Linked DNA regions of Homo sapiens: region 2 is linked to region 1. Evidence: chromatin loops called from intact Hi-C (ENCODE). Cell type or tissue: ascending aorta. All regions are shown on one strand. Each heading gives the region's core, and the rest is flanking DNA. Links, peaks and the distances in the headings are about the cores only.

Region 1 (15,058 bases), core at 4,106-12,105:
GATGATGAAAGGAATTTTTATAACGGAAGGGATGTGAAAGGTTGTGTAATCCCACAACTGCAGCCCTCCTTGCCTGCTTTGCACATGCCTGCCTCGCAGGGGGCCCAGGGAAAGCCCCGCCCTGCACGTCACTCCTCACACAGTCCGGTTCCCCCATCAGCAATAGCAGTGGGGGAACGAGGGGCCATGAGACCTGCCTGGCCTCCTCCTGTGGTTCCCGGGACGCGAGCACTGGTCGGTGCCACAGGAGGAGGCTGGAATACTCAGAGCTGCGGCTGGGAGCCTGCCTGGCCCTGAAGGCTGCTTCCTAGTCAGCTGGGCCTGGACCTGTCCTCCTTCCACGGGCCTGAGCAACCGCAGTTAGAAAAGCCACCTGGGCCAGGGGCAGGGGCTCATGCCTGTAATCCCAACACTTTGGGAGGCTGAGGCGGGCAGATCGCCTGAGGCCAGGAGTCTCTACTAAAAATACAAAAATTGGCCAGGCTGGTGGCGCACGTCTGTAGTCCCAGCTACTCTGGAGGCTGAGGCACGAGAATCGCTTGAACCTGGGAGGCGGAGGTTGCAGTGAGCCAAGATTATGCCGCTGAACTCCTGGGCAGCGGTTAGTCCCTCAGAAAACGGAGGTGAGAACCTCCCAGGGCTTTCCTGTGAAGACAGAGTCAGAGGCTGACGTGAGGGCTTCCCACCTGCACAGACTGCCCACCTCCGCCTGAGCTGTGGACTCTGCAGGCTGAGCCTGTTTTAAGCAAAAGGACACAGCAATGGACGGCTGGGGCCCAGAGCGAAATTGGCGAATCTGACACTCATGAAGCCGAGAGCACCAGGTGTGACAGGAGCGGGTCTTACCCTGTCCCCTCCAGATGGGCCCAGCCACCATGTTCTAATCTGAGGTCAGGAGGAGGGGACAGCGACCTGAGTACCCCATTTATCCTCTCCTCTGGGATTTTCTCCTCAAGATGACAGGGTGAGGAGGGGTTCTGGGTTCTGGTCTGGCACTGCCCTTTGAGATATTTATCTTCAAATATTCATTTCCTTTCCCATTTTAAACTGAAGAGTCTTGACTCATTCCAAATTGTACAGCCTCTGGCATCAAAATAACTTGAACCAGATCACCAAAATAACCTCCTTCCATGGGCAATTTCGGGATGCTTTTTGGCAGGAGGCTGTTTTCTTTTCTTTTCTTTTTTTTTTTTTTTTTTGAGACTGAGTCTCGCTGTGTTGCCCAGGCTGGAGTGCAGTGGTGCAATCTTGGCTCGCTGCAAGCTCCGCCTCCCGGGTTCGGCTGTTCTCAGAGATTTGTGTGTCTGCCAGAGGGAGGTGGTCGGTGTTTGCAACGTGGCTTTCTGCTTGGAAGGACTGTGGCTCCGTGTCTCAGAGTTCTGGGCCTTGGGTGTCTCATGGGCCTGGTGCTGGGCAGCAGCGTGGAGCTGCCAGCAAGAGCAGCCTCCCTTCTGCTCTCAAGACTCAGGCCTTGGGAACAAGGCTGTGACTGTTGTTACCCACACACGCATGTGAGTGTGCAGCCTCTCCGGGGAGAGTGGGTGACCTGGGGGAGTCAAGGCAGGTGGAACAAGCCATCCACTTCTGCACTGGTGCCGTCCACTCAGAGAACCCGTCTAGCAGCGGAGATGCTGCTCCCAAGCTGAGAGATGTGGTCCTGCGGGGGCTGGTGGGGGCAGAAGACATTTCCTCAAGACACTGGCAGTTACTGGAGGAAGGTGAGAGGTAAACGTCATTATATTTTTAAAAACACTGTAGACTTTGAGAACTTTGTGTGCTCATTTACTTTTCCTTAGGTTGAGACTGAAAACGTCAACACAGGAGGCTGGTCTCGTCCATCTTCTCAGAGGTCATCCTTCAGGGAAATGGGAAACTCAGACCAACCGTGTTTTAAGAAGCGTCCTTTAGTAGAAGTCAGGGCAGGCACCGCGGCTCCACGCTTACTTTCGAGGGTGCTGGCGGGTGTGGCTGGAGCTCACTCTCACTGCCGGAAGTGAGGAGCCTCTCCAACTCACTCAGGGGAGATTTTTAAAAATAGTCTTATTTCTCACAAAAATAACCACTTCCCTGGGCTGAAAACTCCCCTGGAGTCTGTCAGTGCAGAGCAGCGCTGGGCTCAGGATCCGAGATGGGAGCGAGGAGCTGTTCCACCCACAACAAGCAGGTGCCCACAGCGTCCCTGGGTCCAGACATGGAAGACCCCACAGCGTCCCTGGGTTCGGAGATGGGAGACCCCGCAGCGTCCCTGGGTCCGGACATGGGAGACCCCGCAGCGTCCCTGGGTCCGGAGATGGGAGACCCCGCAGCGTCCCTGGGTCCGGACAGGGGAGAGGCCCTGCAGCGTCCCTGGGTCCGGACATGGGAGAGGCCCCGCAGTGTCCCTGAGTCTCCTGGACAGCGGCCACCCCATGCCCAGTGCTGACGGGCGCCCCTCGTGACTCCCTCTTTCAGGGCTGGTGGTCATGTCTGCGTGATGGAAAGGGAGCAGGAAGCTGAAGGGTAGGATGGGGAACAGGCTCACATCTGTGATGGGAAAGTCTGCCTTGACCTCTCAAGGAAAGGCTCAATTTTTAGGGGAATGATTTCCAAATCATTTAAGAGGCCCCAAGAGGAGAGATGCAGAGGAGGGGATGGTCTCTCACTGCAGCCCTGGTCTCATTCTCCACAGGGGAGGCTCCTCCCCTCTGCTCCATCCCCATGGGAGCCAGGGCCTCGCCTCTGCCATCTGGGATGTGAAACCTGTGGCTTCACTTCCAGACTCAGCAGAGGAAGAGGCCACGGGGTCTCTGATGAGCACGTGGAATCTTGCCCCTTAAATCTTGCTGTCTGAGGAATGGGGACATCATTTAGACACAGGCCAGAGAGTGCCCAAGGCCCAAGGAAAGTTGAGCCCATGGCTGCTTCTGACATCAGCCACTAGCTAAGCTCAGCCCTCAGGAGCCCTTGGAGCCCCTGACCCGTCAGCCAGGGCTGGCACTCAGGAACCAGAGCTGCTGGGAGGCCCAGGTCGTGGCCACGTGCACAGGCACCGGAGACATCCTTGGGTGGCCTCCTGTTCCTCCTCTGAATAAGGGCTGGTTTCCCAGAGAAGAGTGTGCACTGCTGTTACCCCAAGTGAGCCTGCGGTGATAATTGCAGTGTGATTTTGCAGCTTCTTTGCAGGGTGGCATCCGGCTCTGGTGGTGACGTTTTAAAGACGAAGATCCTGCGTGTACACGGCTGTGAGGCAGACAGCCCGTAATCAGTGCGACTCCATGCCGTGCCACACACCTTATTTTAAGCCACGTGTTTCCTTTATGGTATGTCCAAGTTAGAGGGAGAACTTATTTTCTTTTAAAATCCAAACATGACATTTCTGAAGTATAGAAACAGAGACATTTGGAGCTTTTTATCCCATTGAGACCTAGTTCATGCACAGAGTTTAGGATTAAAAAAGGCAACTGACCTAGGAAGTGGGGGCCTTTGCTTTGCTAGCAAATATTTGTACTTTGCTTTAAAACATGTGCCTGGCAGATCTCCTGAACCTAGTCCCAAGGAGACATCAGATAGACCCCAGCAAAGCCACTTCGTGAAATGAGAGGGCTGAGGTCTCTGAGGGCATCACGGCCACAAAGATGGAGAGGGGCTAGGGAGAGTTCCAGATTAAAGCCGGGGAGCCACCACAACCACACACAGCGCACTATCCTGGCCTGGAGTCTATGAAATCGGAGCCGAGACAGCAAATCATATGACAGCATTAGTGAAAATGGGACATTTCCTAAATTTGATGACACTACTGAAGAGATTTAAGAGACCAGCCCTGCTTTTAGGGGATTCCTAACATTTAAGGGGTGAAAAGGCGTGTGTGCAAGTGACTGTGTGCTGCACACACCCAGTGTGAGGGCCGGGCAAATGCTCACAGCCGGTGACAGGGCTCACAGTCGGGGAACCTGGCCCTGTTCTTGCAACTAACTTCAAAACAGCTGCTAAGAAAGATACAGCAGAGAGAATGTGACAACTGAGTTTCCTCTTTGTACTGACAAAGTCTGGGGTTCAAAGGCAAAGCACGTATAAATTTAAGTGGTTTTTTTAGTACTTAAAATTTGATTTTTGTAAATATAAAACCAATATATTCTTATTTTTGAAAAAGCAGAAAATAGAGCAAAAGGACTATTAAGAGGGAGAACAGGAGTGTCACCGGAAGCCCCAGACTCAAGGCCCTGCTGTTCTGCCCCCTTGGCCGTTATCCAGCCCACGGTGGTCTCCACGAGCCCCTGCTCCTGTCCAGGCTCCAAATCACATCGACATGACAGTTGGTGCCGACCTGACAGGCAGTAGGTGAATCCCTTCAAAACTCTTCCTTCTCTCTTTTTTTTTTAAGTCTTTAACAGACCTCCCTAGAACCCTGAAATTTGGGTTTCCACACTTTCTTCAATACAGTTGTTTCTGAGGACCATAAATGCTGAGTCCTGAAGCATGTGCTGTGTGTCCTGGAGGGGCCAGTGTGGTGTGTGGTGTATGATCTGGAGGCTCCCCGGGGGCTCCTGGCAACAAGCTGCAGGACGCACACCTTCTCAGAACCAGCGCCCCTGCCCCACCCACCTGTGGAGCCCAAGAGCCAGCTGCTGGGTGCCCAAGCTGAACATCTGCCGCCCACATACAGACCTCCCCTTAAGGGGAGCAGCAGGGAGGCTGGACCCTTCCCCAGAGCACAATGCCGGAGGTCCCACCCAAGGCTGCCCAAGCCCAAAGACAGGCCTCCTATCCATCGAGGCCCGGAGAGTTTCAACCCCTGCCTGGGGCCACACACTCCTTCATGCAGAGCCTGGTGTGCAGACCCTGCTGCCTTGGATGGTCCATCCTGGGTCAGGCACGTACCTCCCCTCCTCCGGCATCGGCCAGCTCCATGCCCAGAAGCGCCTGGCGCACCGCTGTGTTTCCTACAGGTCCGCTGCCCTGTGCTGCACATCATCCTGGTGTGCTCCTCCATCCTTCCACCTTCCTGATCATGTGGACCTCTAATTCCTTCACCTTCATCTCCCTCCCATTAGGAGAATCTTCCCTAGCGGATTCCTTTAGAACTTAAAGAACTTGGAGACCCAATCGCCATCCCCAGGCACCAGCGTATCTGTGCATTTCCTTCTTAACCTCCTTCCCTGGTCCCGTATCTCCTTTGGCCCTGAAAAGACTCATCCATTTATTTGGAAAGTATTAAGCATCACATGCACAGGTTAAAACTAAACAGCAGAAAAGTGCTCATAATCCTGTCTGGTTGTGCCAGGTGACAGCTGAATGATTTCTGCCTGTGGCCAGATTTCTGCCCCTGCCTGAGGTCAGTCTCGTGGCCCCCGCAGCAGCCACAGGCCCAGCTCTTGTCCCGGCCCACCTCGGGATGCTTCCGCCGTACTGTGTCCATGGCTGAGACCACCCTCTCTGTGGCCGCCTTGCTGTCCCCGTTCCCATCACTCGATGAGCCAATGCCCTCGTGGCTGGCATTGAGCTTGGCACCTGCTGGGCCTGAGGACCATGAGGGGAGGCTTCCTTCAGAAAAGCTGCTGCTCTCAGAGGTGATTTGGGGCAGGCCGCTCTGGGGGTCTCTGGCAGGCTCCTCCTGGCACCCTGGGAGGCTGGTGTGTCCTTGCAGGGTTGCAGGAGGGTTGGCGGGATGATCAGATGGTGCCTCCCACAAAGGCATCTGCAGTGCCAGCTGCTGTGATCTTTGTCACCAGGGATGGGAGCCCTGGGGAGTGAAGTTTGCCATCAGTGGGAACGAGTCACTGCGGTGGCCTGAGTGCTGGAGGAGGGCAGAGGCTTATTTTTAGGGATGTGGCGTAACACGGAAGAAATGTGTGCACTTGAAGCATGGGGAGGCCGAAATGCCAAACAGTTCTCTTGGCTAAATTTAGCAGACGTGCTCTTTATGTAAGAACGGAGTTAACCAGTATGTAACACAGAAGACTTACGGGAGCCGGCCCCCTCGCGTGCCCACCACGGTGTGCTGCTGAGGCCATTCCCGGGAACGCCACACTCCGCCCTGGCCACCTCCACCACAGAAGCAATGGCAGGGCTGTGAGTGCCCAGGGTGTTAGAGATTCTACTGCCTTGCCCCTGCCTGACCCTGACTCAAGGAGGGAGGCCCCCACTCTGTGCTCTTTCATCAGTGCCCAAGATGAAATCCAAATCACCAAGGAGAATTCCCACTCCTTTTGGGCTTTTGACACAACGTATGCTTTTCAGTGCCTTGTTTCAAGAAACAGGCTTGAAGAGGCACCTTTCAGAAGCTGAGCAGCAATTGTAGCCAGTTGGGACACACAGACCAAGATTTCTGGGTCTGATCCCAGGAGTGGGATAGGGCGGGCAACAGGGCTTTGTGCAAAGTCACTCAGCCATCGGTGAGTGACAGCTGGGTGGGTTCTCAGGCCTGGACTGCTGAGGCCAAGGCTTCTGGCCTCTCGTGTAAGGATTCCAGGCTCTGACTCCAACTGGCACCAGCTGGGAACGTGCTGGAAAGGCAGGGTCTCAGCCCCCACACAGACCCACTGGGCCAGAGCCCGCACCACGATCAGTCCCAGGAGCTCCTCCGTGGCCTCTTGGAAGCCTGAGCCCTGCCGGGGCAAGCGGAATCCCCAGCCTCACACCAGCCCGGCCACTGCCGCTCCCGTCCTCTGCCTGAGCTGTTCTGTTTTCCACGCAGTGGGAACCCCGGCCCCCATCCATCAGCACAGAAGAGTTGTGATGGGATGAAGGGCAGGGCAGGGCAGGGCCGGGTGGTCGGGCCCCAGCACACGGCTCGGGGAGCCTCCCACACTTGGTGATCCCGAGCCCTCAGTCTGCTGGTGGTGGTGCTCGAGAACTGTGGCTTACAGTGCGGGTGGGCAAGCGGAGAGGAGCAGCTGTGGAGGGCAAGGACTGGGGCCATTGCTCCTTGATACACTGTGGATGAAACCCTTTACTCAGTGAAGACCTAAGACTCCCCCAGGCCTGAAAGCTGGTCTTGGCAGGAAGAGGACACAGACGGGAAGACCTTGGACAGGGAGACTGATCCCTGGCTGGCTTATCTGCTTCAGGATCTGACTGCAGCAGGTGAGACCCCAAATAAAGGCCCAGACCATGGCCACGGCTGGTGCGGCCCCTTGGGCTCCAGGTCCAGATGAGATGCAGCTGCTCAGCAGTGCCCAGGGCTGCCCTAGAGCCCTCTGGTCCGCAGAGCCCTTCTCCTCCCAGGGGCTCCCACACCCACATCTCTGCTGATTCCCTCACACATGTAGCCAAGTCTGTGGCTTCTGTGGAGGCTAATTTTTTTTCTCGAATTTAATTAATTTCGAAAACAATAAACAATAATGATTGCACACACAACACCCAGGGCAGACTTTGGCCCTGTGCAAGCAGGAAACACAACTAAAAATGTGAATCTGGGAAGCAAGTGGGCCTGATGGGACGAAGCGTGAGCTCCGGGCAGGAGAAACTCTGTTCAGTTCAGCTCCCAGGCAGCCCTGCGCTCGCCGGTGGGCAGAGCCGGCCCAGGACCGTGCATGTCCACCCCGTGGCTGCCTGGGGCCTGTTCTGGTGCTTGCAGCCTCCAGAGCCGCCTGTGCTATGTGCTGTTGCTTCGTCTTGGAAGCGAGTCCCTAAACCAACCAAGTATTCAAAGTATTCAACGAGCAGAAACTGCAACAGGAAGAAAAATTATTCATTTTGGTTTTGTGCCATCCTTTTCTTTGCTTTCTCACTTTAAAATATTTTGACTTTCTAATCCCTTAGCAGTGAATATGCACTTATAATATTTGCAGAATCTCTGAAATGTTTAATTAAGAAGAAAAATAGTTCTTCAGACTAAACAGCAAAGCATCAGGGGATCACAGAGCCACTATGCTCACGCAGGCAGGGTTTACTTACAGGCCTCGATGAAGGACCAGTGGACCCAGAAGAGCTTGCCACGTGTCCCTGGGATGCCTCACAGGGTGTGCCCAGGAGGAGACAGGAGATAAGGAGCTTGGGCATGACTCTGTGGGCTGACATTGCCACAGCAGGCGGCGGCTGTCACTGCCTCCCAGATCCACATCACTCTTTATAACCCAGGCTGGGGCTCAGAAAGGAGGTTCCCAGGGAATGCTTATTGAATAAAGGAAGGAGAGAATGAACGACGGAGCCTGCACATACGGGGCTCTGGGTGACGCTGCTGGGGGCCTTGGTCTCTGCTCTTCACCAGCACCTCTGTCCTAATGTCTCCCAGGCACAGTTGCCGGCTAGGTGCAGACGAAGATGAAGACTCAGAGGTGGTGCCTCCAACACACCGGGGATCCCACCTGGACCTTGAAATCCCCCCCAGGCCACAGAAGCCCCTGAGACCCCTGGCTGCTCCCTTTCCTATGGAAGCCTGGGGCAGATGGTATTATCACTGCTGTGATCTCACACACCAGAGCCGCTGTCAGCCATGGTGTGTGATGACAGAGGCCGCAATGTTCCCCCTCTCCCTGGCTGAGCTGGGTGCAGCCATGCGCCCCAGGATCCTCCCTGAGGACCTTCCTCAAGGGCTCACAGCCATGCGTGCTGGAGCTGGGCCCCCAACACTCAACTCAGTCTTCTCTCAACTCCACTGGATGCCATGGGGGACAGCGCATCTTAGACGGGCCCACAGGTCAATGTGGTCCCCAGCCAGGCGACTCCTGCAGGTGCCTTCAACCCACTCAGGGAGGGCGGTGGGGCCAGGAGCTGTCCCGACCAGATGGCAACAAGCAGACTGCATGGGAATCAGACTACCAGGGCCTGGCTGTGGCTGCTCACCAGTGGGGAGCACACCTCACCACTCCCCTAAGCCTCAGCTTCTCCATCCATGCAGTGAGTTGTTTTCAAGCCTAACTAAAGTAACACAGTGACAGTGGGCTCACAGTAACACCTGCCAATGCCAGCCAGCACCACCTTATCCACTGAACACAATGACAGTGGGTTCACAGTAACACCCGCCAATGCCAGCCAGCACCACCTTATCCACTGAACACAGTGACAGTGGGCTCACAGTAACACCTGCCCATGCCAGCCAGCACCACCTTATCTGCTGAACACAATGACAGTGGGTTCACAGTAACACCTGCCAATGCCAGCCAGCACCACCTTATCCACTAGCCACGTGATATGGTTTTCCTGTGTCCCCGCCCAAATCTCATATTGAATTGTAGCTCCCATAATTCCGACATGTGGGAGGGACCCAGTGGGAGGTAACTGAATCATGCAGGCCGTTCCCCTGACTGTTCTTGTGGTAGTGAACGGGTCTCACGAGATCCGATGAGGCGGTTCCGACTGTTCCTGTGATAGTGAACGGGTCTCAGATCCGACGAGGCGGTTCCCCCAACTGTTCCTGTGATAGTGAACGGGTCTCACGAGATCTGACGAGGCTGTTCCCCCGACTGTTCCTGTGATAGTGAATGGGTCTCACGAGATCCGACAAGGCCGTTCCCCCGACTGTTCCTGTGGTAGTGAACGGGTCTCACGAGATCCGATGAGGCGGTTCCGACTGTTCCTGTGATAGTGAACGGGTCTCACGAGATCCGACGAGGCGGTTCTGACTGTTCCCGTGGTAGTGAACTGGTCTCACGAGATCCGACAAGGCCGTTCCCCCGACTGTTCCTGTGGTAGTGAACGGGTCTCACGAGATCCGACGAGGCGGTTCCGACTGTTCCTGTGGTAGTGAATGAGTCTCATGAGATCCGACGAGGCCGTTCCCCCGACTGTTCCTGTGATAGTGAACGGGTCTCACGAGATCCGACGAGGCCGTTCCCCCGACTGTTCCTGTGATAGTGAACGGGTCTCACGAGATCCGATGAGGCGGTTCCCCCGACTGTTCCTGTGATAGTGAACGGGTCTCACGAGATCCGACGAGGCGGTTCCCCTGACTGTTCCTGTGGTAGTGAACGGGTCTCACGAGATCCGACGAGGCGGTTCCGACCGTTCCTGTGGTAGTGAACGGGTCTCACGAGATCCGACGAGGCGGTTCCGACTGTTCCTGTGGTAGTGAATGAGTCTCACGAGATCCGACAAGGCCGTTCCCCCGACCGTTCCTGTGGTAGTGAACGGGTCTCACGAGATCCGACGAGGCGGTTCCCCTGACTGTTCCTGTGGTAGTGAACGGGTCTCACGAGATCCGACGAGGCGGTTCCGACCGTTCCTGTGGTAGTGAACGGGTCTCACGAGATCCGACGAGGCCGTTCCCCCGACTGTTCCTGTGGTAGTGAACGGGTCTCACGAGATCCGACGAGGCGGTTCCGACTGTTCCTGTGGTAGTGAATGAGTCTCACGAGATCCGACGAGGCGGTTCCGACTGTTCCTGTGACAGTGAACGGGTCTCACGAGATCCGACGAGGCCGTTCCCCCGACCGTTCCTGTGGTAGTGAACGGGTCTCACGAGATCCGACGAGGCGGTTCCCACTGTTCCTGTGGTAGTGAACGGGTCTCACGAGATCCGACGAGGCGGTTCCAACTGTTCCTGTGGTAGTGAATGAGTCTCACGAGATCCGACGAGGTGGTTCCGACTGTTCCTGTGGTAGTGAATGAGTCTCACGAGATCCGACGAGGCAGTTCCGACTGTTCCTGTGATAGTGAACGGGTCTCACGAGATCCGACGAGGCCATTCCCCCGACCGTTCCTGTGGTAGTGAACTGGTCTCACGAGATCCGACAAGGCCGTTCCCCCGACTGTTCCTGTGGTAGTGAACGGGTCTCACGAGATCCGACGAGGCGGTTCCAACTGTTCCTGTGATAGTGAACGGGTCTCAGAAGATCCGATGAGGCGGTTCCGACTGTTCCTGTGATAGTGAATGGGTCTCACGAGATCTGATGGTTTGATAAGGGGTTTCCCTTTTCGCTTGACTCTGATTCTCTCTTTCACCTGCTGCCATGTAGGATGTGCCTTGCACCTTCTGCCATGATTTTGAGGCCTCCTCAGCCACACGGAACTGTGAGTCCATCAAAGCTCTGTTTCTTATAAATTACCCAATCTCAGATACGTCTTTATCAGCAGTGTGATAATGACCCATATACCATGGGTCAGGAGTTTTACCTTCCAATCGTTGGGATATTGGTTACTGTATAAGATACTTCCTTTCCTAGGGTTTAATAATTTGGCGGAGAAAGAACTGGCTTAGAGTTGTGAATCTTAGAGAAGTGAGCAAAGGAGGCCTCTGTAAGAAAGTTGGGCTCATTCTCCCAAGAGGCAGCCAGGCAGCATTGCCACCATCCCCTGGGGGCCCAGAGGGCAGAAGCCACACCTCCAGGAGGGGCAGGCGGAGCAGGGTCAGGGCAGGAGGTGATCGGCCCACAAGCTGATGGTTTTGCCCGGAATGCTGTGGGCTTGTAGGAGAACATTTGCATGTGGGGAGCGCGATACTTCCCAGGGCTCCTTAGAGCAGCCTCCAATGTATCCCCTGCCTCCTGCCTTGCCCTGTGCAGGGAGCACACTCTGCACACACCTCTGGCTGCAGGTTGCTATGGTGCCCGCCACCCACACGGTGCTGCCAGGGCTGCCGGCAAGGATGGAGGTCTGTCTGGTGATAAACCACAGGCAGACGTAGCACAGAGTGAGCCCTCAGGAGAAGCAGCTGTCTGAGGCAGAGCTGGGGAAGTTTGCACGGATGGACCAGAGCAGAGCTTAAGGCCACACATCCCACACTCGGGAGAAACATCCTCATTACTGAAAGATCACAGCCCTGCAGAAGGGTTCACAGTGGACATAACACCCAAGAGCTCCAGATCACTGCAGCAAGTTTGTGCAGCCCGGATTGGGGGGTCCCCAACTCATCCTGGGACCCCTGCTCCCAGACACCTCTTGGCGGAGGACAAGCTGGGTCTCTTAGTTGAAAAGACACCCTAATTGTGATCACATCTCCTGCTGCAGGCTCAGGGCTCAGGAAACCATGGCGCTGACTTCTCAATGCCCCAGAATGTGGCAAAATCTTAAATGGGACAAGAAATCCAAATGCAGAAAGGGCATGCTCTCCAGGACTCATCTGAAAAGTAACTTTCGGGCAGGCGGGGCCACTCTCAGGTTCTCCTCACCATCTCCCAGACACATACACAGCAGGTCAAGAAAACCGGCCTTTCCCTGCCTGCAAAATGACGGAACAATCAAACAATCCCAAGTGCCAGCAGCAGAACGGAAACAGGGACTTCGCTTAACTTGGAAAGCAGAAAGTAGCATTGGTACTCAGAGGATTATTTAGGGGAAAAATCTACATAATTCTTGCAGGGCAGGAGGGGGCTTCTGGTGCAGTGTTAGGAAGTGGAACCTCACCACCGTAGCACCACGCAGGAGCCTACCTTGCTCTCATCCTCCGGGTCGCTGTAGCCACAGGCATCGACGAAATCTGGGAACGTCTCTGACCATCCGTCACTCGTACAGTTTTTGCTTATGTTTCCTGGAAAGTGAAGTTCAGATATTTTATCTGCAAGTCCATGAAAACTGGCCTTAGAAGGGACCTTAGTCCGTGCTGAGCCCGTGCTCTATTAAAATGCTTCCCACACCCAGGGGTCAGCTAGGAGACAGGACTGCCACTCAAAAAACCTTCCTTGCCCTCCTAGTCCATGTGACCTGGACAGCAGGTCACCTCTCGGGGCCGGTGGGTCCTGAGATGTGAGTGAACGCACTGTGTCATAAGTCATAATTACCGCAACTGTAAGTGTAGTTCTTTTGGGGCAGAATGAAAATTCTTAACAGACTCTTAGGTTCTGCCACCATAAGTGATATTTATAGCCAAGCCCTGGCCATCCTGGAGCCAGGAGCCCAGCCTGCCCCAGTTCCTGACAGCACCCTCCCTCCTCCCGGCCAGGCCCTCACCACCGACAGTGACCGGGTACCCCGCCTGCTCCAGTTCTGGGCAGCACCCTCCCTCCTCCCGGCCAGCACCCTCGCCACTGACGGTGACCAGATGCCCCACTGCTCCAGTTCCCAACAGCACGACAGTGACCAGGTGTCCCGCCTGCTCCAGTTCCCGACAGCACCCTCCCTCCTCCTGGCCAGCACCCTTGCCACTGATGGTGACCAGGTGCCCAGTCCAGTTCCTGACAGCACCCTACCTCCTCCTGGCAGCACCCTCCCTCCTCCCAGCAATGCCCTCCCTCCTCCCAGCCAGGCCCTCACCACCGATGGTGACCGGGTACCCCACCTGCTCCAGTTCCTGGCAGCACTCTCCCTCCTCCCGACAGCACCCTCCCTCCTCCCAGCAACACCCTCCCTCCTCCTGACAGCACCCTCCCTCCTTCCAGCCAGGCCCTCACCACCGACGGTGACTGGGTGCCCCACCCAGTTCCTGACAGCACCCTCTCTCCTCCCAGCCAGCACCCTTGCCACCGATGGTGACCGGGTGCCCGGCCTGCCCCAGTTCCTGACAGTATCCTCCCTCCTCCTGGCCAGGCCCTCACCACCAACGGTGACCTGGTGCCTGGCCTGCCCCAGTTCCTGACAGCACCTTCCCTCCTCCTGGCCAGGCCCTCATCACCAACCGTGACCCAGTAGGGCAGGCTCCATTTGGCCACTGGTGTTGGAAGAAAGGATGGCGGAATTACAGTTTAATTGTAGGAAACCAAGGCAGTTGTTCCCTTACAATCTCATCTTTTGCGCCTACGGAACTAAAATCATATGTAAGCTCAGAAATTCAATGTTCCTTGTATTTGTGTGTGTCCTTAGCAGATGGCCACACAGAACAGTAAGTGATAAAGCTCTCGAAGGTGTCCGAGCCGTAAGAATAAAACCAGGCACTGAACGCCGTGCCAGCCTTGCCCCGAGCATGGCTGCATGGTGTTAGGGTCACCCCCACAGCAGAGCCCAGGAGGCCGGACCCCTCCATGCACTCCTGGCACAGCCAGAGCGGAGCCCCTGTCTCCCTGCCTGGGTGACTGGAAGGGTCTGGGGCTTTGGATTTAGCAAATATTTTCACTCCCGTGACTTTTTAATTTCAAGACAACCCTGCAAGACAGACTTGGTGGGCGCTGCTGTTCCCATTTTACAGAAGGGGAAAACAAGGCTTTGAAGACTCAGTAGTTTGAGTGGGGTGCGTGCATGATTCTTGTCCTGCAGTGATGAGAGGCAGAGAGAGGGCCGGGCCAGGCTCTGGCTGTACTGGGGAGGAGTGGGGTGGGAGACTGGTCTCAGCAAGGCCTCAGGGCTGGCCCTGCCCACTGGCACCCCGACACCATCACCAATCAGGGGCTCTGACTACAAGGCCCACACCTCACACAGGGAGCCCCAGCAGGGTCTGGGGGCCTCTTAGCTGCAGAGACCCCATACACGGTAGAGGCAAAACAGAGCCCTAAAGCAGGCAAGCCTCCTAGAGACCTGGTCCCACGGCCCCATTGTGCAGACAAGGAGACAGGTCCACAAAGATAAATAATGTGCCCATCACAGACTCAGGAACAGCACTCATAATAGTTATTATAATAATACTAGTCATGTGGTAGTGGCCACTACGACTCACTGAGCCCTCAGGAATGCCGGGCTCTGTGCTTGCATCAACCCAGTTAATCCTGACACCACAGGAGGCAGCTCTCCAATTAATCTCAGAGATGAGACGGCCAAGGCTGAGGAAGTCGTGTCACTTGCCCAAAGTCACACTGGTGAGCGATGGGCCAAGCGCCACACCTGACAGCCTGGCTCTCACCTGAGCAGGGCACCTGCAGGCCCCTATCCTGAGCCTGGAAGCCAGGACCTCGGTGGGAGCTGAGCCTGTCACTCATCCTCTGCGAGGTGCAGCCTTTTCTCCTTCCTACGGGAGATCAGTGTTTACCAATCCAAAGAAGATGCTGAAATAAAACTCCACAAACTAAGTCAGAAAGTCATTCTATGAAGTGCAGATTCCCTCACAGGTTCTTTATCCTTTCTGACTTCTCACTCCTGAGACACATGGGGCAGATGTGGAAGGACAGGAAATGACTGAGGTGGCAACCTGCAGAGAGATCAGGGAGGTACAGAGAGACCAGGGAGGGGCAGAGAGAGGCCAGGGAGGGGCAGAGAGGCCAGGGAGGGGCAGAGAGAGGCCAGGAAGGGGCAGAGAGAGGCCGGGGAGGGGCAGAGAGAGGCCAAGGAGGGGCAGAGA
Region 2 (15,058 bases), core at 3,678-11,677, 310 kb before region 1:
CCATATTTGCTTCTATGCCTAGCTACCTTGACTCGGGTATTTGCTTACAGAGGCTATGCAGAGCTTATGAACAAGGGGTTCTTGGCCCTGGGGTGGAGAGGGGCAGTCCTCTGCTACACAACACTGACAATTACAAGACACTTAAGTGGTCAGCATCCAACTTGGTTTCTACCACTAAGGGCAATAGGGGCCCCAGCCCCCATTATTGTGACACCCTAAACATCCATTTCCAAATCTGTCACTCAGAATGACTACCTACGAAAGAGACCATTCAAGAACAAAGTTTCTAAACTTTAAAGTACAATTTGGGAGATTTTAGACAATAAATGTCAATACTAGAAGCATCCCTATCAAAGTTTCCATTTTAATGATAAACTGGCCTTTATTTTCCTCACCAGTAACACGGGAACAATCCCATCCTGTGAGGACTAAGTCAGACAATGCACAGAGGCCACACGCCAGGCTCCAAGCCCACTGCCTGCGACTGCAGTCATCACCTGAGGGCTTCCTTCCCTGGAAATCCCTTTGAGCAATTAAGATCTTTCTCGCCACTATCAAGGACTAGCACATGTGCCACATAAGCATCACAGCGAACATTTACCCTTTTACTTTTGAAGTTCTGTCCCACTTTAATCTCAGATGAGGAACCATCTATAATCAAAGCACAACTGACCAAACATAAACCAAACAAGCAGAGACTATTTCTGACCAATTGTCTTAGAATCATTTCAGAAAAACATTACTTTGTCTAAAACAAAACCTCAAAAAGAATATTAACTATCAACGATGGAGTATTAAAAACACAAAACAAGGAAGTTTTAGTATAAGCTTGTCAGGCAACAGAGGGCATGCCCACGTGGGCCTTGTTGAAAAGACTGAGATACATTTAAGTGCTACTGAAGTTCAGAGAAACTAATCGTCAGGGAGGCAGGAGCAGGAATTGCGGAAGGAAAGGACTCAGCTGGCTTTTGAAAGGAAGAGATTTGAATGCAAGAAAGAAGGCACCAGGCAAAGGGGTCCCCATGTTCAAGGCACTGAAAGGCCTGTCCCTGAGCACAGGGAATGGTGAAGGAGCAAGAGCCAGAGGCTGTAATGACGGAGGGAGCAAGTGGAAAGAGAGAAAGGAAACACGTGTGTATGAGTGAGAATGTGTGTGAGACAAAGAGTGTGAGAGGCTGTGTAAATCTATGTGAGAAAGAGGGACAGAGAACTAATGTGAGAATGAGCGTGAGAAAGAAAATAAGTGTGAGAATATGTGAGGAGTGTGTGAGAACATAAGAGCAAATGTGAGAACAAATGTGAGACACAACATGTCAGAACAAGTACGAGAGAACGAGAACAAGTGTGAAACGAATGTGAGAACAGTGTGAGGTGTGAGGAGTGTGAGAGAACAAATGAGAACAAGTATGAGTGAACAAGTGTGAGAACAGTGTGAGGTGTGTGTAAGAATGAGTGAGAACCAGTGTGAGTGAACAAGTGAGTGAACGAGTGTGAGAACAGTGTGCGGTGTGTGAGAACAACTGTGAGAGTGAACGAGTGTTGAGAACAAAGTGTGAGGTATGTGTAAGAACGAGAACAAGTGTGAGAGTGAACGAGTGTTGAGAACAAAGTGTGAGGTGTGAGTGTAAGAACGAGTGAGAAGTGTGAGTGTGAACAAGTGATTGTGAGAACAAAGTGTGAGAGGTGTGAGTGTGAAACAAGTGAACGAGTGAACGTGTGAGAACAAAGTGTGAGAGGTGTGAGTGTAAGAACGAGAACAAGTGAGTGAACGACTGTGAGAACAAAGTGTGAGAGGTTTGAGTATAAGACCGAGAACAAGTGTGAATGAACGAGTGTGAGAACAAAGTGAGGTGTGTGAAAGAACAAGTGAGAACAAGTGTGAGTGAACGACTGAGAACAAAGTGTCAGAGGTGGGAGTGTAAGAACGAGAACAAATGTGAGTGAACGAGTGAGAACAAAGTGTGAGAGATGTGAGTGTAAGAACGAGAACAAGTGTGAACGAGTGTGAGAACAAAGTGTGAGATGTGAGTGTAATAACGAGAACAAGTGTGTGTGAACAAAGTGAGGTGTAAGTGTAAGAACGAGAACAAGTAAGAACGAGAACAAGTGTGAGTGAACGACAGAACAAAGTGTGAAAGGTATGAGTGTAAGAACGAGAACAAGTGTGAACGAGTGTGAGAACAAAGTGTGAGATGTGTGTAATTACGAGAACAAGTGTGTGAACAAAGTGAGGTGTAAGTGCAAGAACGAGAACAAGTGTGAGTGAACGTGTGAAGTGTGGTGTATGTAAGAACAAATGTGAGTGAACGACAACAAAGTGTGAGGTGTGAGTGTAAGAACGAGAACAAGTGAGTGAACAAGTGTGAGTGTGAGAACAGTGAGGTGTGAGTGTGAAAGAACAAGTGAGAACAAGTGTGAACGTGTGAGAACAGATGTGAGTGTAACAACGAGTGAGAATGAGTGAACAAGTATGAGTGTGAGAACAAAATGTGAGAAATGTGTGAAACAAGTGAACAAGTGTGAGTGAACGAGTGTGAGAACAGTGTGAGGTGTGAGTGTAAGAACGTGAGTGAACGAGTGTGAGAACAAAGTGAGGTAAGAACGAGAACAAGTGAGTGAACGAGTGTGAGAACAAAGTGAGGTGTGAGTGTAAGAACGAGAACAAGTGAGTGAACGAGTGTGAGAACAGTGAGAGGTGTGTGTGAAACAAGTGAGAACAAGTGTGAGTGGAATAGCGAGTGTAAGAAAATGAGTGTGAGAAGCAGCGGGAAAGTGGGAGTGTGAGAACAAAGAATGAGTGTGAAGGAACAAGAGCGTGTGACAAATGAGAACATGTGAAGTGGGTATGTGAGAACAAAGAAGTATTAAAGAACAAGTGTGAGAACAAATGTGAGAATGGGTGTGAAAACGAATCTGCAAGAGAACAAGTGTGAGAATGAGTATGGAAGCTCAAGCATGTGTGAGAACAAGTGTGAAAATGTGTGTCCATGAGAACAAATGTGAGAATGAAACCGTGTGAGAACAAGTCTGTGAGAATGAGTGCGGACAAGTGTGAAAGAACAAGTGAGAGAGAACGAGTGTGTGGGAAGGACAAAATGGGTGTGTGAGACAGGAGGCTCCAAAGCCCAGTCTGAGGTCCACATGAGGGCACCGTGGAGAAGCCACCAGCAGGGCCCGATAAAGGCCTGGCTTTAGAAGGCGCCTTTGGAAAAGCAACTAAAATCAGCGTGCCCCTCCTTCCCCATGGACACGTGCCTCAGGATGCTGGGAGCCTCGCCTCTGGAGGACTGAGCTATTTCAGGAAACTGAAAAGCCAGTGGAACAGGCATTTCCAAAGGACAGGAAGTCACCTCTGAGCTGTTGCGGCTTTTCTACGAGAAGCAGAACGTGTACGGCACTCCAAGATCGGAAAACAATGTCAGGTTTCAACTGGAATGACACAGATGTATCCACGTGTTTCATGAAGCGCACAGATGCCCCTCTTCTCTCTACGTTCCCTAATCCGTTGTGACGGGTGTGGGTAACGTTTACAATTCCAGGGCAGCTGCTTGGCACCTGACCAGTGCTGTATGCCTGGCATCCTGGCTGCATTGAGCTCCACAGTTCAGAACAAGAATCACCTGGGAAGTCTGTTGGAAATACAAACTCAGGGCTCCCACCTTTCTCCAGTTTTTTATTTAGCAGATCTGGGCTGTTGGTAAAGTTCAAAAATGTTTTTCTTATGTTTCTAAGTCCCAGGACTTCTGAGAGCTTCACTTTTGACCACACGGGAGAGCTGACATCCTGAGCCACCAGCCAGCGTGAAACCCCTCCTTCGGGGCAGCTCTGAGGGAGGAGAGGCAGGAGTGGGCTGAACTTGAAGGAAGACGAGATCCCCACAAAACAAGTGAGACGACTCCAGCAAGATCCTAATGAAAGGCCACAGGCCAAGTGTGGGTGAGTCAGAGAACCACAGAGGTGTGCACATCACGTGGTGGCACCTGCATCCCCGGTGTGCAAAGACGACCCCAGGGAGGACACTTCCCATGGGGAGGAGCCCGGGAGGAGGCAGCTGCCACTGTAGAAGGGCACAAAGGAAGCCCCGCCCCACCTTCCACCTTAAGGGACAGAAGCCATGGGGGAGGGAAGCACCTTGAGAACCCACTGCAGCTGGGGAGAGGTCCCTTAAGGACATGGTAGGACAATGTCCCAGGCTGGTAGAGACCTCTATTGCTGGGGCAGGTGCAGACCCTCTCCTGCAAAAGACCCGCCAAAGACACAAGGCACAGGGAGGAGGAGGAGGGTCTCTGGGAGAGCTCTGGCCCCAAGACCCAGGATGGACCAGGACAACAGGAAGCTCCTCTGTACCCCCTCTACTGGGGGTGGGCAAGACTGTCCAAAATAATATAAACATCAAACCACAGATCCCAGAAAGTCGGGGAAAAGAGCAGGATAAATACTGCAAAAACTCCCAGTTACTAACGTGTGGTCTGAGTCTGTGGATGTGCCTGTGGCCCTGACTCTGGAATTCACTGCAGCCTCATCTGCAAGGCTGTTAAGAATGGGCTTCAGGGAGCCCTGTTCAAACACTGCAACCCTCCTACCCCCAGCTGGTCCAGGGGTCGGTATCTGACCCAGCTGGAATGGCTCACAAGCCTGTAATCCCAGTACTCTGGGAGGCCAAAGGGAGAGGCCAAGGATGCAGGAAGACGCAAGGCTTTCTCTGAAGTGCTGGCAGACATGCTATTCCACATGTGGACTGCAGAACCAGATGAAGCTAGTCTCAGAGGGAGAGGAAAGCGAGCAGAGGTGGAGAGAGTCACGAAGGCTTTCGAATTCCTGGTTCCGTTCTGTTCCTGAGACTCAACTGCAGTCCCCTGTACACGTCATGAGACATCAATATATGCTATTTTTATGTTTTAAATAAATTCGTCTCCTTTTTATCCCCATTTGCTTAAAGCACATCAATTTCTGGAGTCCTTGGCTAATAGGATTCAATTTCTTCTCATAACAGAAGACACTGTTTCCATTTTACAGAGGAAGAAATGGAATCTGCGGTTCAAAAGATACCAGCAGCCAGCACCTCCGCATTGGGCTGGAAGACTCCAAAAGTTGGTGGATGAACATGTTTGGAGTAAGCCTAGGACCATTTCTAAGGGAAGTTTTGGGAAAGACCTCCGGGATCCCCTCTAGTCGAGGGATAAATCTCAACAAGACTAAGGACTCTGAAACACCCTAAAACCGTATGCTGCCCAACAACTACCAAGTGAGAAGGATTCCCTATGCACAGCCAAAGGCAAACACCAATTGGTTGAGTTCTTACCAGAACAATTATCCAAGCTTTTCTCCTTACTGATAATTCACCTCTAGTGGCCGGGCACGGTGGCTCACGCCTGTAATCCCAGTACTCTGGGAGGCCAAGGTGGGTGGATCACCTGAGGTCATAAGTTCAAGACCATCCTGGCTGACATGGTGAAACCCCGTCTCTACTAAAAATAGAAAAAAATTAGCCAGGCGTGGTGGTGGGTGCCTGTAATCTCAGCTGCTCTGGAGGCTGAGGCAGGACAATCACTTGAACCCAGGAGGTGGAGGTTGCGGTGAGCCGAGATTGCGCCACTGCACTCCAGCCTGGGTGACAAGAGTGAAACTCCGTCTCAAAATAAATAAATAAATAAATAAATAAATAAATAAATAAATAAATAAATCACCTCCAGTGTCAGGACTAAACCTACATGTAGGAGAAATATTTAATTTCTTAAAATATGAAGACTACTATCTGTTAGGTATTATACTAAGCAGTTTACATTCATTTGGCATTTAATTTTCAGATTTAATTGTGTGAGGTAGGTATTACTGTCCTGACATGTTACAGATGGGAAAACTGAGGCTTAGAGAAGTAAGTTGTTCAAAGGCTACAGTAAGAGAAAGAACTAGGAGTGGAAAACCAGGCTGTCCAACACACACGTCTATCACTTAACCACAGCGCTGTGCTGCCTTCTTCACCTACACTCCAACTTCGTCACCTCAGCAATATTTAGGGTTTTTTTCCTTCAACAAGTTCTACATTATAAAAACTAAACAAGCCAACAAGTAGAAAAATGTATAAAGGTTTCGTAAGGGTTTCTAAATCATCCAAATAGTAGAAAGAAATTTAAAAAACCCACAAAATAAAAACCTTTCTAGAAATATCTTTCACCAGGATGAGGAGGAATTACTTGGCAGCCAGCTGTAACTCTGTTCTCATATTTTCCAGTAAAATAAACTGAAAATTTTCCTTTTCACTGGAGTACGTTTGATGACTTTACTCACCATATAAGGAAATGAGTGACTCTGAACTTCTCAGCCCCATCCTTCTTTTCTGAGCACTAAATTTCATTTGGAAGTTAATACGTTATTTTAAAAGTAAAGTCATCAATGGAAGATCCAAACTAAGTAACAGCACTATTAAATTTTGAAGAAGATTTAAAGATTTGGATTTCGTTACATTCTGAAATGAACTTTTTAAAAAGGTCTTTCTCTAAATTGTTAAAAATGTCCCTGGCTAAAGATGGGTAAGTTAAAAATACTTAGCAATTTGTTAAGATTACTGAGGTTTTTTTGGTCACTAATGAAGTTCGTTTCTTAAACATAGAGGACTTTTAATGACTGGTATGGGAAAAAAAACACATTAATTTTAAATCTTATGAATCTCTTAACTTCCTGAATAGTAAAATTTAATTTTAACAGTAAAATTTGACAGAGATGACCTAGGAGTTTTTGGACGTTCCCATGTTTCGTGTACTTAAAATCGATTCAAAATAAGCCCATTCTTTCAGTAATAAGAAAATCAGAACAATTATTTTATTCATAACAGAAAGTGATGACACTTAATTCTTTTGTTTTTATACAGAAAAAGTACAAGCTGTAGTAAACTTAGTTTATGTCAGGTGTAGATAAACCCGTATTTTAAAAGCCAAATGACAATTTTTAATCAGTTATTTGAATCAAATTATATGAATTAATATTCCTACTTTAAATTACAAATGATGTTGAAGGTACTTCCATAAAGGACTCATCAATGGCACATCTTGCATCATTCATTTGCCAGACTCTAAGGAGACAGTTATGATCCTTGCTTTCAAAGAGCTAACAATAACTGTGCAGAAATTGCTGAAACAAAAGGGGCGAAGAAAGTTTCACAAAAGTGAAACAAAAGGGGTGAAGAAAGCCTTCTGCGGCAAAGAAAAAGGCACAGGGAGGTAGTGGCGAGGTGTGGGCTGATACAGACAACCATATGGGCAGTGTGCACCTGGAGAAGATGACCAGGAGCACAATGAACACGGAGGGCAGCAAAGGGAGACGCTGGACAGAGGCTGCAGGAGCCCAGGGAAGGAGGAAGGAGTTTGTCTGGTGGGAGTAACAGTTCTGTTGTCTTGGTTTTGTGGGAAATAACAAATAGTATTAACTACTGTAAAACAGCAGCAACAACAACACAGTATACGTTCCACATCCCTAATCTAAAAATCCAAAATGCTTCAATATAAGAAACTTTTTGAGTACTAGCATCATGCTCAAAGGAAATACTCACTGGAGTCTAACGCAAATATTACAAAACCTGAAACAAATCTGGTCCCAAGCATCTCCGATAACATTCAACCTGTATATAAAACTGTGTGTACAGTTCATTAAACACACCCCAAAAGAGGAAGGAGATGCATGCTAATGACAGCAGCCCTTATCTCTGGAAGGGAGAAGAGGGAGGTTTACAGATGAGTCTTCTCAACAAAGTGTTCAGGAACATGAGCTCTGTATCAGACTAAACTGGATCTGTATACAGGCTCTTATTAATTGTGTGACTTGGAAAAATAAGACTTTCAAAATCTCAGTTTCTGAACAGTAAGAGAAAACAATGTTAACATTTAGCTTTAGAGTCATGAGGATTAAATGAGCAAATATCTATAAATCATATTCAGTGAGGTGGTGAATAAAATGTGAGCTAAGACCCACCCTTCTGAAGAAGTCCATGTTTCCAAATTTTTGTAACATTTTTATAATCAGGAAAGAGAGCTGTTTATCAAGAGATAAGCTCTCAGTTAAGGCACAAAGAAATACAAAAAACTCCCACAGGATTCACACAACAGAAAGGGACAACGGTGAGTTGATAAAATTTTGTTTCTCCACTTTATATATTCTTCCACGGGTATGTATTTTTGCCACCAAATGGGAAAATAAAAATGAAATAAATATTGACTTACTGGTTTCCTAAGGAAGAAGATAGACAAAGCTCCAACTAAGGGCATATCTCCAATCAACGGTTCCAGGATCACCCGCATGGTACCATGAATCTAAACTCAAACAGGAAACCAAAATATGTAATAGAAAACATTCTGCAGGGCCGCTTAACGCAAGGAGTTTGCATGCGAATCTTAGTAACTTTTGAGCATGTGACTTCTTATTTATCTCAACTATGACCTACAGCTAAAAACTGAACGTCAAAAAAATTCCAAGCTAAAAAAACTTCCTAATTTTATTTTTGAATACAGCTTAGAGAACTTTAGAAAACTGTCAAATTAAAACAAAAAAACAAAAAACTTACCTGGATACTTTTCACACCAGCTCTACAAAAATATCGTTTGATCTCCAAATCAATCTCACAATTTCCTACAAAACTAACAAAAAATTCTGCATTACATGATGTAAGTGAAATGAACTATTCTCTTAATCATTATAGACCTGCAAGATGTATAATCTGAATAAAATGATAGTAAAGCAACCAAATCAGATTGTAGGTAAAAACCCTAAAATGTGGCCCATCAAATTATAGTATTTTACTGCTCCAGGTGTGCAGGCTGTTATCAGATCCAACACTGCTATGACGTTGGGAGGAATACTCTCAATCAATCAATCAATGGCTGTGGTTGTTGTTGGTCTTATATATAAAACACTTAACTAAATATAAATGTCCATGTTCAAAAGAAGATGCGAATAACAAACTGCAACTTCTGAAGCAGTCTTTTGATGCAATGTAGTTTTCTTACCTTATAAATCTGATGTTTAAACATTAAAAAGTTTAATTTTATTTCACACAAATAAATTTCACACCTTGCTTCCCAATCATGATAAATCTCACAGTGCCCTAGGCCTCTATAACATCAAAGACTAGAAACAGTGTATCTGTTTGGGGCCTCAATTTTACTCAATGATTAAGTCATTTCAAATATTAATATGAAACAAACATAATGCTAAAGGCAAGATTTGCACCTGTTTTTAATATAAACATGAAATGTCAAATACTTTTTCCATGGGTTAGTGTAGGACCTGAACCCAACCCTTGGCTCTTGGAGGTAGGATGTCACACTCCTACCTGACAATGTTTGTTGGTAAGTTTGATAAATGCTAGAAAGGGAATGTCTAAGCAGATAAGCAAAATAGTAACAAAAGGAATCTGGGATAAGTTTCTTCCAATATTTATTGTCCTGGTGTTAAAGCCAATACCTACAGATTCCTCTCATTGAGAATTACTCTCTACCTAGTTGGTAAAATCACCACTAACCTGTTGCGAAACTATTAAAAAAACTTTCCTTTTCTTCATTCTATGACTTGATCATTTTCTTTTCTTTTTTTTTGAGATGGAGTCTCGCTCTGTTGCCGAGGCTGGAGTACAGTGGTGCAATGATGACTCACTGCAACGGCCGCTATCTGGGTTCAGGTGATTCTCCTGCCTCAGCCTTCCGAGTAGCTGGGATTACAGGTGTGTGCCACTACGCTAATTAATTTTTGTATTTTTAGTAGAGATGGGGTTTCACCATGTTGGCCAAGGTGGTCTTGAAATCCTAACCTCAAGGGATCCACCCACCTGGGCCTTTCAAACTGCTGGAATTAACAGGCATGAGCCACCGCACCTGGCCTGGATCATTTTATTTTCTAATACTTTTCAATTACTCCTTCCCTATCTCTACTGCCTGCCAATTTGGTTAAAGTGCTTGTCTGGAACTCACAACAAAGCAGAATGCATATTTGTTCAGAGACATAAATCTGAGCAGGATACTTGGCATATGTTACGGCAGCTAACCATGAAACCAGACTGATGCGTATTTGTTCAGAGACGTAAATGTGAGCAGGATACTTGGCATATGTTATGGCAGCTAACCATGAAACCAGACTGCACCTTCAAAATGGCATCCACTGACTGATGGACTCAAACTCGCTCGGTGCTGGGGACACTGGACAACAGCACAAGGCTCCGACCCTCACGAAGCCTGGTATCAGCCCAGTGGGGAGAGTCCTCCTGGGGGCGGAGCGTCCTCCTGGGGGCGGAGCGTCCTCCTGGGGCACTGCCTGACCCGAGACATACGTGGGCCTCCTCCTTTATTCCACTGATGACAATGGTGTTTGCCCTAGCACCAAATATTTTAAAGAGGCAGATTTTTCCATATTAAAGAAAGTCTATGCTTCTTTCTGAAATAAAGGTAACTTGGTACCAACTTTGTACATTCACTATATTTAAATACTTTGTAAACTCAAAGATGATCATTTTAATAAAATGATCCTTAGTAAAGGATCAAAAACAGCACACAACTCTGAGTTGCTAGACACTACATGGTTGTTCTGAGTGCACAGTACTCACTGGGCACCACACACAGCGTGTTGTGAGGCCCCACGTGGAGCAGGAAGCCCTGAGCAAGCTCAAGGAAGAATGAGGATGAAGGACAAGAGAAGCCCGCTTTTAAGCCACAGCTGCATCACTGCCCTCCAGCCCGGGTGACAGAGCGAGACCCTATGGGGGGTGTGGGGGGAAGGAAGCCCATTTTTATTATGCTAGGCATGGCAGTTGGCAGATCTTCAATTTCTGTTTTTTTCCAATGTAAAACACTGTATTAAAATACACAAAAATTTGGCTGGGCATGGTGGCTCATGCCTGTAATCCTAGCACTTTGGGAGGCCGAGGCAGGCGGATCACTTGAGGTCAGGAGTTTTAGACCAGCCTGGCCAACAAGGTGGAAACCTTGTCTCTACTAAAAGCATAAAAATTAGTCAGGCATGGTGGCATGTGCCTGTAATCCCAGCTACTCAGGAGGCTGAGGCAGGAGAATTGCTTGAATCCAGGAGGCGGAGGTTGCAGTGAGCCAAGATCGTGCCATTGCACTCCAGCCTGGACAACAGAGTGAGACTCTGTCTCAAAATAAATAAATGAATTAATTAACACCCCAAAAATCTACCCTCATAATCATTTTTAAGTGTACAACTCAGTGGTACTAAACACATCCATAACGTGCAACCATCACCACCATCCGTCTCCGGACCATTTTTCAACTTGCAAAACGAACACTCTCCCCCCATTAAACACTAACTCCCCATTCCTTCTGCTCCCAGGCCCTGGCAACCACCATTCCGCTTCTGTCTATGAGTTTGACTCCCCCAGAAACCTCACACAAGTGCAATTATGCAGACGCTGTCCCTTTGTGTCTGGCTTGTTTCCTTCAGCATAAGGTCCTCAAGGTCCAGCATGTGGCGGCCTGGAGCAGGAGTCCCGTGTTTCTAAGGTGTACAGGCCACATTCTGCTTATCCATTCATCGGCCCACGCATCCTTGGGCTGCTTCCGCCTTGTAGCTATTGTAAAAAATGCTGCTAAGAATGTGGGTGTGCAAATATCTGCTCAAGTCCCGGCTTTCAATTCTTTCGGGTATGTACACAGAGGCGGGATTTCTGGATCACATGGTAATTTTATGTTTAAGGTTTTGAGGAACTGTTTCCACAGCAGCTGTACCATTTCACATTTCTACCAACAGTGCACAAAGGTTCCAATTTCTCCACATCTCACCAACACCTGTTATTTTCTGGGTTTCTTTTGACAGTAGCCTTTCTAATAGGTGTTAGGTGGTATTTCATTACGGTCTAGATTTGCATTTTCCTAATGGTTAGTGATGGTCAGTATCTTTCCATGTGCTTCCTAGCCATTTCTGTATCATCCCTGGAGAAATGTCTGTTCAAGTTCTTTCCACATTTTTGAATAGGGCTGTTTGGTTGTTCTGTTGTTGAATTTCAGGAGTTCTCTATATATCCTGGATGATGACTGCTTATCGGATTCATGATTATAGGGACTGCATTAAATCTGGGATTGCTTTAGGTAGTAGTAACATCTTAACAATATTAAGTCTTCTAATCCATTAAGGTAGAATGTTTTTCTATTTATTTGTATCTTCTTTGATTTCTTTCAGCAATATTTTAGTTTTCTCCTCCTTAGTTTATTCCTAAGTATTTTATTCTTTTTGATTCTATTACAAATGAAATTGTTTCCTTCATTTTCTTTTGGGATTGTTAATTGTTAGTGTATAAAAATGCAATTGATTTTAGTGTGTTCACTTTGTATCCGGCTACTTTCCTGAATTTATTTCTTAGTTCCACGAGTTCTTTTTTTTTTTTTTTTGGTGGGATCTTTAGGGTTTTCTACATATGAGATCATCTCAACTGTAAACAAAGATTAATTCCTTCCCCTGGGTGCAGTCGCTCACGCCTGTGATCCCAGAGCTTCGGGAGGCCAAGGTGAGTGGATCACTTGAGCCCAGGAGTTCGAGACTAGCCTGAGAAACATGGTGAAACCCCATCTCTACAAAAAAAAAATAAAAAAATTAGCCACACGTGGTGGCATGCACCTGTAGTCTCAGCTACTCGGCAGGCTGAGGTGAGAGGATCGCTTGATTCTGGGAGGTCGAAGCTGCAGTGAGCCAAGACTGCGCCACTGCACTCCAGCCTGAGTGATAAGGCAAGACCCTGTGTCAAAAACAAAAAAAAAACCAACCAAACAAAAACACACATACATATATATAAATATATATATATAATGTCTTTCTTCCTTTCCAGCCTGGGTGCCCTTTATTTCTTTCTCTTGCCTAACTGCTCCAACTAGAACTCACAATATTGTGTTGAAGAGAAGTAGTGAAAGAGGGCATTCTTGCAGTGTTCCTGATTTTAAAGAAAAAGCTTTCAGTTTTTAACCACTGAGTATAACGTGGGGTTTTTTTTTTTTTTTTTTTTTTGAGATGGAGTCTCGCTCTGTCCCCCAGGCTGGAGCGCAGTGGCATGATCTCGGCTCACTGCAAGCTCCGCCTCCCAGGTTCACACCACTCTCCTGCCTCAGCCTCCCGAGTAGCTGGGACTACAGGCGCCCACCACCACGCCTGGCTAATTTTTTGTATTTTTAGTAGAGACGGGGTTTCACCATGTTAGCCACGATGGTCCTGATCTCCTGACCTCGTGATCCGCCCGCCTCGGCCTTCCAAATTGCTGGGATTACAGGCATGAGCCACCACGCCCGGCCCACTGAGTATGTTAACTGTGGGGTTTTCTTATATGGTTTTTATTATGTTGAGTTAGTTTCCTTCTATTCCTAGTTCATTCAGTGTTTTTATCATGAAAGGGTATTGAATTTTGTTAAATGCTTTTTCTCCATCAACTGAGATAATCACGATTTGGTTTTTTCCTTCCTTTTAATGTGGTGTGTTACATCGACAAATTTTTGTATGCTGAATTATCTTTGCATTCTGGGAATAAATCCTACTTGGTCATGGTGTAAAATCTTTTTAATATGCTGCCGAATTCAGTTTGCTAGTATTTTGTTAAGGATTTTATCAATGTTCATAAAGAATATTGGTCCATAGTTTTCTTTTTTTGCAGTGTCTTTAACTTCTTATTTAACATATTTTATGAATGGCAATGATCAAGGCTGTTAGAAACTGAGACCCAGAAGGTAAATAATATTTGGATGTCTAACAAGAATTTAGTCGAATTCCAATCAACAGCAGGTAAGACGTGTGCTCACTGTATCCTCCACCTTACAGGTACAGCTAAGTGACATTACACGCCATTAACCATAACACAAATATAACAAATAAAAACTTACCTAATCTGAAGGTCCAAAATAATTTGCCTTTTGTCTACATTTTCAGTGTATACCTTAACACCATTGATCCTGAGGGGCTGAAATAAGAAGTAGCTTATTTTAAGATACAGAGGTTAAAAAAAAAAATCAAACCGTGTAACATACCATAGAGACAAACAGAACAAGCTTTAAATTTCAGACTACAACAGGAATTAAAATTCTGCCTTCATAACAGAGTGTGGCTTGATTTTCAGCTATTTAACACCTGTTCCTCACCTTCCTCCCGTGAGCTGCAGAAAACAAGGGCCTCTGTTTCATAAGATTACTGTGAAATTAGGTGACAAAATAAATGTCAAGACAGCAGTGCATGCCTTGCCCACAGCAGTTAATAAGCACTGGGTATGATTGCTGTTGTCAGCACATGTAACAATACGTATGTGCTCTTTTCAAGCTTCTTACTCTCGTCTCTTCACATCTAACTTGACCCTTTCCCTCTACTCCATCCTTACTACCATGTTTGAAACATAACTTCCTTTCATTTATTCTTTATGTCTCATAATTTTTCATTTCTTAAGACTTTCACGCCCAGGCGTGGCCGCTCAGGTCTGTAATTCCAACACTTTGGGATACCAAGGCAGAGGACTGCTTGAAGCCAGAAGGTTTAAACCAGCCTGGGCAACATGGTTAAAACCCTATCTCTACAAAAAGTAAAAAAAATTAGCTAAGATGGTAGCGCACACCTGTGGTTCTAGCTACTTAGGAGGCTGAGGTGGGGAGATTGCTTGAGCACAGGAGTTTGAGGCTGCAGTGAGCTATGATTGTGCCACTGCACTCCTGACTAGGCAACAGAGTGAACCCCCATCTCTTAAAAACAAAACAAAACTGGGCACAATGGCTCAAAGCTGTAATCCCCGCACTTTGGCAGGTGGAGGCGGAAGAAACACTTGAGCCTAAGAGTTTGAGACCAGCCTGAGTGGAGACCCCCATCTCTACAAAAACTCCCCAGGCGTGGTGGCGTGCACCTGTAGTCCCAGCTACTCGGGAGGCTGTGGTAGGGGGAATCCACTGAGCCCGGGGGGGTAAGGTTGCAGTCGGTGGTGATCACGCCACTGTACTCCAGCCTGGGTGACAGAGTAAGACCCTGTCTCAAAAATGAAAGAAGCACTTTACCTTTAGAGTACTACTGCTTACTTTGACAAGCATGAGTGTATTAAAATCAC

The links. Peaks named below come from ENCODE experiments on the same cell type or tissue, not always from the same donor. Only the 100,000 strongest peaks of a DNase experiment are listed, where the experiment ranks them.
Region 2: it touches region 1 in a loop (5-fold over the local background); 3 of 110 quality-filtered maps call a loop at or near these places.

The regions. Positions count from the first base shown.
Region 1 is chr7:159,091,470-159,106,527 of GRCh38, forward strand. It overlaps VIPR2 (vasoactive intestinal peptide receptor 2), which reads right to left. Exons shown (of 13, transcript NM_003382.5): 4 at 12,288-12,385. Among named protein-coding and RNA genes, the nearest start is that of VIPR2, 46 kb to the right of the region's middle. RefSeq lists an enhancer at 4,160-7,202. In ascending aorta, for the core only: a CTCF peak has its summit at 7,591; DNase peaks (open chromatin) are centred at 5,782, 6,372, 7,532, 7,942 and 3 weaker places; H3K4me3 peaks cover 1,934 bases; H3K27ac peaks cover 7,549 bases.
Region 2 is chr7:158,779,791-158,794,848 of GRCh38, forward strand. ESYT2 (extended synaptotagmin 2) reads right to left here. Exons shown (of 23, transcript NM_001367773.1): 4 at 13,860-13,936; 5 at 8,555-8,627; 6 at 8,214-8,303. Among named protein-coding and RNA genes, the nearest start is that of ESYT2, 42 kb to the right of the region's middle. In ascending aorta, for the core only: no CTCF peak of the experiment used is centred there; a DNase peak (open chromatin) is centred at 3,968; H3K4me3 peaks cover 1,774 bases; H3K27ac peaks cover 6,271 bases.